Linked DNA regions of Homo sapiens: region 1 is linked to region 2. Evidence: chromatin loops called from intact Hi-C (ENCODE). Cell type or tissue: mammary epithelial cell. All regions are shown on one strand. Links, peaks and the distances in the headings refer to the core of each region. The heading gives the core; the rest is flanking DNA. Region 1 overlaps ACP6 (acid phosphatase 6, lysophosphatidic). Region 2 holds the start of LOC102723321 (a long non-coding RNA gene).

Region 1 (5,377 bases), core at 67-5,066, 58 kb before region 2:
ACAGCCTTGACTTCCCACGCCCAAGTGATCCTCCCACCTCAGCCTCATGAGTAGCTGAGACTACAGGCACTTGCCACCACGTAAAGCTGAATTTTAAATTTTTTGTAGAGATGAGGTTTTGCCATGTTGCTCAGGCTAGCCTCGAACCCCTGGGCTCAAGCGATCCTCTGACCTCAGCCTCTCAGAGTGCTAGGATTACAGGTGTGAGCCACCTGGCCAAGATGTACAATCGCAGTTCAGAATCCATTAAATCTCCATGGTGCTATATGACCTTGGCCAAGCCACAGGCTCTCTGATCTTCAGTTTCCAGGGATATTTCCCCATTGTTCCATAATGTTACCTTACTCCTAGAACTGAACCCCTGAGGTATTCAGCATTTTGGAATTTTTGACCTAGAGAACAACCATTCCTTCAACCTTTCCCCTTCCTGATCTCTTCCATTCTTCTCTGTGCAAGGCCCAGGTAAGCTGTGCCTACCTTTATGCAGCTGGCTTCAGTTACTAACAGCTCCAGGGACTGCTCTCTCATCTCCCAAAAGCCCTGCTGGTTTGACCCCATCAAGTTCTACTTACCCAAGTGTTATACAACCCTCCCCTTAATTACACACTCAATCAGTTCCTCCCAAGCTCAGCAATTTGTGGTCTCTGGGCATCCCCCAGCTGCTTTTCCGGAGGTAGCTCCCAGGCTGGGTCCTGGCAAGCCTCTGAAGCACTGCTTGGGTTTTTAAGGCCATGGTACCCAGAGTTGAAAGCCTTGCTGTTATTTCACACTCTATTTCCTTCCAAATTAATTCTCTGATGAATACTGTCCTTTGCAGTGATTCAGTGCAGGCCATTTCCTTACATCTTTCCCCTACCTTTGAGACTTTTAATCTCTCTCAAATCCAGATTTTCCTTTGTGAAAGGCTTGCCTCAGAGAAAAATGCCCTGCTTTCCTACCAATATAAACAGCTCTACCAACACTGGCCCCAGCCTCCCGGCACACTCCCTTTACTGCTTGACTTAGCTATTCCTTTGATTTCAAAGCACACATACTTGCCTTCTCTAAAAATCTCTGTACAACACAGAGCAACTCAAACTTCTTGGCTTACAGTAAGCTGCTGGACCCTAGTTTCCTTAAGCCCCAAATACAAGAAGATGCAGGTTCAAAACTTGTATCTGAGGAGGTAGCACCTTCCATACCCTTTCACATGGTTATTTTGCTTACATCCCCCTCCCCTAACCCCAGCAGATAGTATCACCATCCTTCCATGTGGATAAACAGAAACTCTGCCATGCTAAAGGAGTTGCCCAAGGTCACAGGGCCCAGGAAAGTGGTAAAACTGGAATCCAAATCCCTGGCTCTTATCTCCAAGGTAGGTGCTTCTTTCAGCATCCTTCATGTGGCTTAAACACCCCTGAAACAGCCTAGTCTTCAGCCACCAAGATCTTACCACCCAGGGGCAAGCCATCTAGGTCCGCAGGCACCCACTGCCCACAGCCCTGAGGAATGCTCCGGAGGAGCCACAAAGAGGCTCCTCTGGCATAGCAGGAGCAATGGCTTATATTTGTATAACACTTTTCATATTAGGAAGTGCTTTCCATACCTAATCTATGTCATTCCTAGGATAATTCCATGAGGGAGATGCTATATTAGAGTCCCATTGCACAAATAAAGATATACAGGCTTATCAACAGGAAATTAATGGACTTGCCCAAAGTCACACAGGTAGTAGGTACAGGGCAGGACTTGAACTCAGAGCACATGACTCCAAGATCAGTGGTCTCTTGAGTTCTCAGACATGGTGACTGTGGGCCACTGCCCCCCTCCCAATTTCTTCAGGAAAAGGTACATTTTATTTAAAGGCCAAACGGAGAGCGGAATCCTGAGAAGACCAGCTTTTTACTGGGGAAAGTGTTTTTCAGTTCTCCCCAGCCAGCCTTAGACAGGGGTCAGGTTTCTAGAGGCTGGCAGGGTGGACTGGGAAGGGCCGGGCTGCAAAGTCCCCTTGGCCACTAGAGGGCAGGGTCTGAAGAGAGCACACAGCCATCTCCCCGGGGAATTCCCCACCCAGCAGAAGAGACTCATCGCTGCCTAGCAGCCCCAGGACACGCTCTAGCCCAAAGCCGAAGAATGATCCCTTCCTGGCATGTTGTAGACAGGGTAGGTGCCCTTAGCCCACCCCTCCCCCCACAGCCCGCCCAGCCTCCTCTGCAGGTAGATGGCGGTGCCCTAGAGGATTCCAGCTGAGGAAAAGGGGTGCCAGGTGCCACTGACAAAGACCTGAGTTTCCTACAATGAAAATAAACAGGTCAGCACTCCAGGTCCCGGTGCTTCGAGGACTAGGGGAGGGTGGGACGGGAACTCTCTCCTCCTCCCTCTTCAGTTGGGCCCTTCAGGGTTTCTGTCCCCTTGCTGCAGTTTTTAACGATCCACGTGGAACTAACTGTTACAGGGGAATAGGCACATGGCAGTGAAGGGTCTTGTCTAATGACAGTCCTTCATCCCAGGGCCTGCCAGAGCCAAGAGCTCTGTAAGATAAGCCACGAGGCCCTCGGGAAGAGCTATCAGGGGAGCCGCAGATGAAGTCGGCCTTCCCTGGCAAGCCTGGCTCTCCTCCGTCCTGGGAAGCCTTTCACTTTGCCATACACGGGTGAGAGCCTCCTGTGGGAATTCTTTAAACCTCAACAGCACTCTGAGGCCCCTTAGAGAAAGGAGTCAAGGCAGGGACAGGTTAGGAATTTATGAAGAGCTTTTCACACCCTATTTTCCATCCTCAGGACAAATCATCAGGTAGATAAACATTAACTTCCCCGCTTTATAGTTGGGAAAATGGAAGCTCAGAGAAATTAAGTGACATGCCCACAGTCACACAACTGGTGAGTGAGGGAGCCAGGGTTCTGTACAAATCTCCTGCACACACAGGCACAGTGCCCCGGGAAGGGCAGGCGGAGGCGGGGCGCTGCCTGCAGAGGAGCATCCCCAAAGGCTCCCTTGGCTTGCGAAACCTACCACAGTTAAGAATCTCGTGGGAAGTGAGATGAAAGAGAAAAGGGAAAATAAGAATACTTGAAGGCACTTATACGTTTCCTTAATTGATTCTCACAACAACCCTAATTAGTACGTATCATTATGCCCATTTTTACATGAGAGGAAAAACAGGCTCAGAAACACCCGTCCAAGCGTTGCAAGGAAATAAATACGCTGTCAGAATTTGAACCCAGCGAAAGCCTTGGTGTTTTCCTTTACTCCATGCTTCCCCCTGGTGGTGAGTGGAAGGAGAGTGCATAGAAGCCACCTGGGTGCCAACAGAAGAGTTAAGTCAGCGTTCTGAACTCATTTATTCATTCGGTAAATCTTTGCTGAGGTCCACTTTGTACAGTCTCTGCACTTGGTTCTAGAAATACAATAAAAGACAAGACAAACAACCTTCTATTGAAGGACAAACAGAAACACGGGAGGCCTAGAGATAATTGGATTACACAGGAAAAGGGAGTGTGGGTCAGGGGTCAGGTGATGGAAAAATGTGTGCCAAGGTAAAGAGGCCAGAGGAGTGCGATTTCCTTTTTTTTTAAACATACTATAGGTCTGGCTAGGGAGATATGTGAGGGGTGAAGCTGGAGAGGTATGCAGGGGCCAGGTCTCAGGGGGTGATGGAAAGCAAGTGAGGGTATGGCCCATTAGGAAGCCACTGTGGTAACCTAGGAGGGTGGCCTTGGGCCCCGGAGAGAAGTGACAGAGGGGATATGTCATTCAAATGTCCAAGTGTCTGAGCACTGGCATGCACTAGGCACTATTCCAGGTGCTGGGGACACATCAGTGAACAAGAGGAAATCTGCCTTCATGGAGCTTCCATTTTAGTCAGGGAAATAAGCATATAGATACACAAATATGTAATATCCGGCACTGATAAATATCACAGGGCGGGGGAAAGACAAGACAAGTGTATTCATTTGCTAGGGCCTGCCGTAGCAAAGTATCACAGACTAGGTGGCTTAAACAACAGAAATTTATTTCCTCACAGTGCTAGAGGCTAGAAGTCCAAGATCGTGGTGTCAGCAGCATTGGTTTCTTCTGAGGCCTCTCTCCTTGACTTGCAGATAGTCATCTTCCCTCTGTGTCTGTGTCCTCATTTCCTCTTCTTATAAGGATTCCAGTCATATTGGATTACAGCCTACCCATATGACCTCATTTACTTTACCTCTTAAAAGGCCCTATCTCCAAATACATTACACCTGAGGTACATTCAGTCCTCAACATCATTGATAGGTTCTTGGAAACTGTAGCTTTAAGTAAAACAACATATTAGAGAACCAACTGTTTTGCTCATCAGTGTTACAAGGCAACGATGTTGAACAAAACACAATGTTATTCAAGGACCTGCTATATGTCCTTTCACTGAAAGCCGACATTTCCAAGAGCCTATTGATAGCATCAAGTGAGGACTTACTGTACTAGGGGTTAAGATGTCAACATATGGATTTAGGGGGGACACAATTCAGCCCATGACAGAAGGTGGCAGAGTATACCTAAGGCAGGAGGTAGAAGGAGGGCAAGGAGGGCCTCTCTGAGATGACAATGAGCTGAGATCTGAATGAAAAGAGGGAGCTAGCCACGCAAATGTCTAGGAGAGCATTCCAGGCACAGGAACAACAGGTGCTCACCCCGAGGTGAGGACATGGCTCAGGACTACTTGGCATACTCCATCTTCAACGATAGTAAGAATGGGATGGGATGATGGGAAAAAGGGAGATGTTAGTCAAAATGTACAAAGTTTCAGTTAAACAGTAGAAATAAGTTTTTGTGATCTAGTGCACAGCATGGTGACCATAGTTCATAACAGTATACTGTTGTCTTAGTCCATTTTGTGTTGCTATAACAGAATACCACAGATGGGGTAATTTGTAATGAACAGAAATTTATTATCTCACAGTTCTGGAAGCTGAGAAGTCCAAGATCAAGGCACCAGAAGGTTAGGGCCTGGTCTCTCTGCTTCAAAGATGGTGCCTGTTGCTGCATCCTCCAGAGAGGAGGAACACTTTGTCATCATATGGCAGAAAAGCAAAAGAGAAGGAACCCATTCCTGCAAGCCCTTTTTATAATGGCATTAATCCATTAAACATCCCCATTAGGCTCCACCTCCCAGTAACATTGTACTGGGCACTAAGTGTCAACATCAAATTTAGAGAAGACAAAAGCACTCAAACCACAGCGACTGTACACCTGAAAACTACTAAAGAGTATATCTGAAACATTTTCACCACAAGAAAGTGATGAGTAGATGAAGTGATGAATATGTTAATTAGCTTGATTTAATCATTCCCTCATGCATACATATATCAAAACATCACATTGTACTCCATAAATATACGCAATTATTATCTGTCAACTAAAAAGA
Region 2 (5,377 bases), core at 59-5,058:
TTTTACCAATATTAGAGCAATAACTGTCTGACAGGGAAAGGGAGAAGAGTTGCTAGGAGGGGGAGAGTGATATGTTGAGAAGAAGCAGCACAAATGTTACGTGTTTCACAATTTTAACTACACTGATGAAATGGTCTTACTGAAGTGTGGTGAAAGCAAATGTCATTAAAAATCTGTACAGTACTTTAAAAAAATAGCCTTCAGACTCCTTGGTTCAGTACTGTGAATTAGGGAAGCATGCCATACATGAAAGCATTATAAAAGTGCTACGTAAGATTATATTATTATTGCTAATGTGTTTGTTCAACAAATAAGCATATGAAATTGGAGCACAAGAACACGGACCTAGGAGGGAGGTAACAGACATGGAAAGGCCCCACTCAGATCTCCTTCCCAGGAAAGACTTATAGCCCCAGCTGTGGGGAGTGTAATGAGCACACGTCCTCTAGCTGTAGCTCCCTCAGATTTGGTCTCATCACAGAAAGCACTTCACCTCAGGTCATGACCTTTTGAGTGTATTTGGTGTCTAAGTGAGGTGAGAATATAAAAGCCAGGCCATTTTGACCCAATGTAGGACACCCTTGTTGGTAGTGTTTGTTCTAAAGCTCCCTCAGGTCTGTACTGCAGTTTAACTTCTTCCTCTGCTTAATCCTCCCTCTGCCTTCTTCCTTTCACAGGTGTTGATCCTGAATAAACATCTTACACCCAAACTTCAACTCAATATCTGCCTCCAAAGAACCCAACCTGTGACAAGTGATTTTAGAGATTACCTAACCCAAACTCTTTCTGAAATAATAAAGTTTATTTTTTCCAAATTCAAAATTATTCTTCTTTTAGAATGAGGTGATTATTCAAGTAGAAAGAAAAACATCGCTAACAATGTTGGCAGCCATCTTTGGAGACCACTTGCCGTAACTGTAAGTAATGGTTTTAATCTTTGGGTGTATCATAATATACTTATCCCTTGAACAATTAATACTTTTTCTAGTAGTTTTTTCTAGTTTTTCACTAGTTTAAGTAGTGCTACAATAAATATCTTTGTGCAATAAAGGTTTTTATGTATTCTAAATTATTTTCTTAGGATAGATTCCCAGGTGTAGAATTCTGGTTTGCAGAGTATGATTTTTTTTTTTTTTTTTTTTGAGACAGAGTCTTGCTCTGTTGCTCAGGCTGGAGTGCAGTGGTGCGATCTCGGCTCACTGCAAGCTCCACCTCCCAGGTTCGTGCCATTCTCCTGCCTCAGCCTCCCGAGTAGCTGGGACTACAGGTGCCCGCCACCATGCCCTGCTTATTTTTTGTATTTTTAGTAGAGACGGGGTTTCACCATATTAGCCAGGATGGTCTCGATCTCCTGACCTCGTGATCCGCCCACCTCAGCCTCCCAAAGTACTGGGATTACAGGCATGAGCCACTGCACCCGGCCCAGAATTTGATTTTTGTTGTTGTTGTTGTTGAGACGGTCTCACTCTGACACCCAGGCTGGGTTGCAGTAACATGATCATAGCTCACTGCAGCCTCATATTCCTTGGCTTAAGCAATCCTCCTGCCTGAGTCTCCCAAGTAGTTGGGACTACAGACACATGCCACCATGCCTGGCTAATTTTTTTTCTTTTTCTAGAGGCAGAGTCTTGCTATGTTGCCCAGACTGGTCTCAAACTCCTGGGCTCAAGCAATTCTCCTGCCTCAGCCTCCCAAAGTGTTGAGATTACAGGCATGAGTAACTGTGCCCACCCAGGTATGCCATTTTCAGTGCTCTTGATGGATAGTTTTCCAAAGGCTTGAATCAGTTTTTATTGTCAACAGAGTACAGCAGGGCATCAGGAAGCCCATTTCAATACATTTTTCTATCATTTTATAGAAGAGATAATTACTGGTTAAATATTAATTTGTGACAGTGTTGAGTCTTTTGCTTCTTAGGTGAGATTAATTCCCTTTGGTCCATATGTGTAGAAAACCTGAAACTGTAAAGTGTAAAGCTCTTCTCATCAGCTTACCAGTATTCCTTACTCTCAGGCATGGAATGCCAACCCCCAAAGGATGCTTTTGTGAGGACAAAAGTGAGCAGGTGGTGACGGTAAAAGATACAGAGATTCCTCCCTGGAGAGCAATAGAAATCAGGAGGCAGTGGTCTCGATGAAAACCAGCAGAAGTGAATAGGGACCCATGTACTAGTTGAATCCATGTATTTCCAACATGGTGCGACGTGTATGTGGTAGCAGTGGACCCAAACACCACAGAAAACTTGGGGCAGCCACACAATGGTGTTATTTCAGTCTATAACAATGTTCCATAACCACCTTTTTTTTTACTTAATATGTCATACATTTTCCATGTTATTAAATGTCTATGTGTGATTTAAATCATTTATATTATGTTAAATAAAGCATATAGATTCTGAGATAAGTACTAATACTTTCATTTTAAAGATGGGCAAACTGATGTGCAGAAAGTTTAAAAACGTCTACCATTCCCACAACTAGTAAGTGAGGGGCTCATATTGAAATCCAGTCGGGGCTGACTCCAAAAGCCAGGATTTTCTCACTACACTATGTTGATCCTCAGGGCATAAAAAAACCAGGCCCAGCACATACCCTCTACTTTTGATATCTGGCAGAAGGCCTGGGGAGCGAGGTGTCTGTATGAGAAAGCAGAGTGGTCGAAATACAGCCCCTACCACCATCTTCTTGAAATCGTTCTATTATTTTGCAGTTAACAAGCTGATGGCAATTTAAATTCAGTTCAGGTGTTTAAATACTAGACACTGGGAACACACAGATAAACAGGGATGCCAGTTTAAACAGCTGTATCTGCTTCAACACATTTCAGAAGCAGGAGCAACAGGGAGACCAAATTAAGGCCTGGCACCTTGTGTGCTAGAGACAGATTCTCAGAGTGAGCCCGTGGAGCCCACCACACTCATACCCCACCGCTAGTTCTGCCATGTGCACTGCTTCTGCCACAGAAATGTAGCCTAATTTGAATGGCACAGTCTGTTAGACTCCTCTTGATACCAAAGGAAGGCTTCTCTCTGTCTTTTAGTGATGAAGACACCAGTTGCCCCGCTTCTCTTTTCTTTCCTTTTTTTCCCCCCAATTGGCATCATTTGCTAAGCCCCTCTAAGTACCCAATTCAGGCAGGACATTAGAATTTGCCTCTCAGAGAGGATGCCTCTGACTCCCTCTAGAGGGCACTTGCTGCCAGTTATGGGCTAAGTGCCATTGCTGGGAGGATTCTGTGATCAGCCGGCTGTCAGATTCACGGAAGGCTCCTGGCGCTTGTTGGTTGGTTTGTTCTAGAGAAACAGTTGGAGAGTGTTTCCTTGGGCAGCTGGGAGAGGTGGGGGGACTCCCTGCCCACCTCAATCTCCTCAACACCCCTCCATCCCTCCCCTCCCTGACTGGGCCTTCACTCAGCAGGCCCTTCTAGAGGGCGGAGGCCAAAGGGTGTCACCCGCTTTCATGAACAATGCTGCCTGGAGCCTGTGGTGTTTAGAGGAGTAGATTTAACCACAGAGGGTTTGTGGGAACTCCTAGTTCAGAACACAAGGGAGGAGAGAACAGAACATTGAGATGCAAAGATTTATGAGGGAGAAAGACTCATGTAAGAAAAGGAAATTAGAAACCAAGCAAGCAGAATATTCCAAAGACAGCCACATACCACCCATAATAATGAAGTTTCCATGACTCTCTTTGGCTCAGATAGGTCTGCTTAATAATTAATATGGCAACTCTCCCTCTCTCTGCAAACAGGTGGCTGTACAGGGCTTGGCAAATATTTCCTTATTGCTCCCTTTACTTTCTCCGAGAGGAAGGTTGGGTGGTCCAGAGGATTTCCCAGATGGAGCAGCAGGCTTCCCATGCCTGCCATTTGCATAAGGTAACAGAGTGAGACAAGAGCAGTTCTGGGACTGGCAGGCAGAGTTCCTTAGTGCCATGCGCACAGTGGCAAGATCCCTCAGGCACCTCAGGAGAGTGGGATCAAGGCCGAGAGGGTAGGCGAATGTCGGTACATGAATGGATTTTGAAATGGAGGCAGCACTTGTCATGTGCCAGCTTCCTTTGGAAAATGATGCTACAGAGATCCCATCACTGGTTGGGTCTTGTCCAGCTGCTTTGTGGAGGGAAGGATGAACAGGACATGCTCTCCTTTGTGCCACCACCCCAGTCAGGTTTGTTCCTCTCCATCTCTGGACTCGTTGTTAGTCTTCCCTGGCTTCACCTTCTCCTCTTCAGTCTAGACTGTACATACTGCTGCCAGAAATATCTTCCCAAAATACTGCTTCTGCCATGTCCCTCCCCAGATAGAAAACCTATGGAGGAAGTCACAAACAAGTCATATCAGTCCTGTAGATATGCTTTGTTTCAAGTATGTGATGTTTTAAGAAATATTTTGAATTTGTTTCCAACACGGAAAAAAGGAAAATCTTAGATAAAAATCTGAATTTCTAGCTTTTGGTGGGGGGAGAACTAGGTGATCTGGCAATTCTATACCTGTATTTCCACATTGCAGTTGACTGGAGTGAAGTAGCAACTGCTGCCTTCAGACAGGGCACTGATGATGTTGAGCATCTTTTCATGCACTTATTAGTCATTCATATATCTTCTTTGGTGAAATATCTGTTCAAATCTTTTGTCTATTTTTTAAAAAATGAATTATTTGTCTTCTTATCATTGAGTTATCAGAGCTCTCCTTCACTTTTTACTAGATAATTCTTCTTTACTCCAATTCTCTGTTATGGTGAATAATTCCTTATATTACACTTTCCCTGCTCATATTACTATGTGGTATCTCTCTTTATTGGATTCCAATTTATACACATGGCTACTAATATTTATACTCTGTTAAGCCAGCAAGAAATGCTCAGAACGTAAGTAAGAAAAAGAAAGTGTTTGAGCTAGACAGATTTGCGTTTGGATCCCAGTTTTGTCACCTCTATGTGGCTATAGACAAGGCATTTCATCTTTCTGAACTTGCCTGTTATTACCTTTAAAATATGAAAATAATGGCCACCTCGCAGGATTTTCTTAAAGATTAGAGATAATATACGAAAGTAGCTTATCACAGAGATTGGCAGTTAGTAACAACTCAAAAAATGATAGCCAAAAATAGCAGCAGCAAGTGACCAAGAGCTGAAAATAAGTCTTAGGGTTTCTACAGGTGAGAGTAATATTCATTTAAGCTACATTTGATAACAAGGTCCTTGTTATTTAGCAAAAAGTACCCCTTAAGTGGCACCTGTGTGCCACTATAGCTAAAGAGATGCCAAAGAGAAGCTGGATGATGATGGCCCAGGAAGGTCCTCATGCCATGACCACGCTTTGGGAGCTCATCATAAATATGAAGACTGGTCTTCAGCTTCATAGGATCCATTTTATCA

What was found. A loop is a pair of places that touch in the nucleus more often than their neighbours do. Peaks named below come from ENCODE experiments on the same cell type or tissue, not always from the same donor. Only the 100,000 strongest peaks of a DNase experiment are listed, where the experiment ranks them.
Region 1: a loop joins it to region 2, with 8 times the contacts of the local background. A loop is called at or near these places in 28 of 110 quality-filtered maps.

Annotation. Positions count from the first base shown.
Region 1 is chr1:147,638,934-147,644,310 of GRCh38, forward strand. It overlaps ACP6 (acid phosphatase 6, lysophosphatidic), which reads right to left. Exons shown (of 10, transcript NM_016361.5): 10 at 3,297-5,377. Among named protein-coding and RNA genes, the nearest start is that of ACP6, 29 kb to the right of the region's middle. RefSeq lists an enhancer at 2,421-2,922. In mammary epithelial cell, for the core only: CTCF peaks have their summits at 1,996 (motif pointing right) and 3,248 (motif pointing left); a DNase peak (open chromatin) is centred at 2,048.
Region 2 is chr1:147,696,933-147,702,309 of GRCh38, forward strand. It overlaps LOC105371230 (a long non-coding RNA gene), which reads right to left. Exons shown (of 3, transcript XR_922077.4): 3 at 3,134-4,309. LOC102723321 (a long non-coding RNA gene) reads left to right here and starts at 3,796. Exons shown (of 3, transcript XR_922079.4): 1 at 3,796-3,876. In mammary epithelial cell, for the core only: a CTCF peak has its summit at 3,183; no DNase peak of the experiment used is centred there.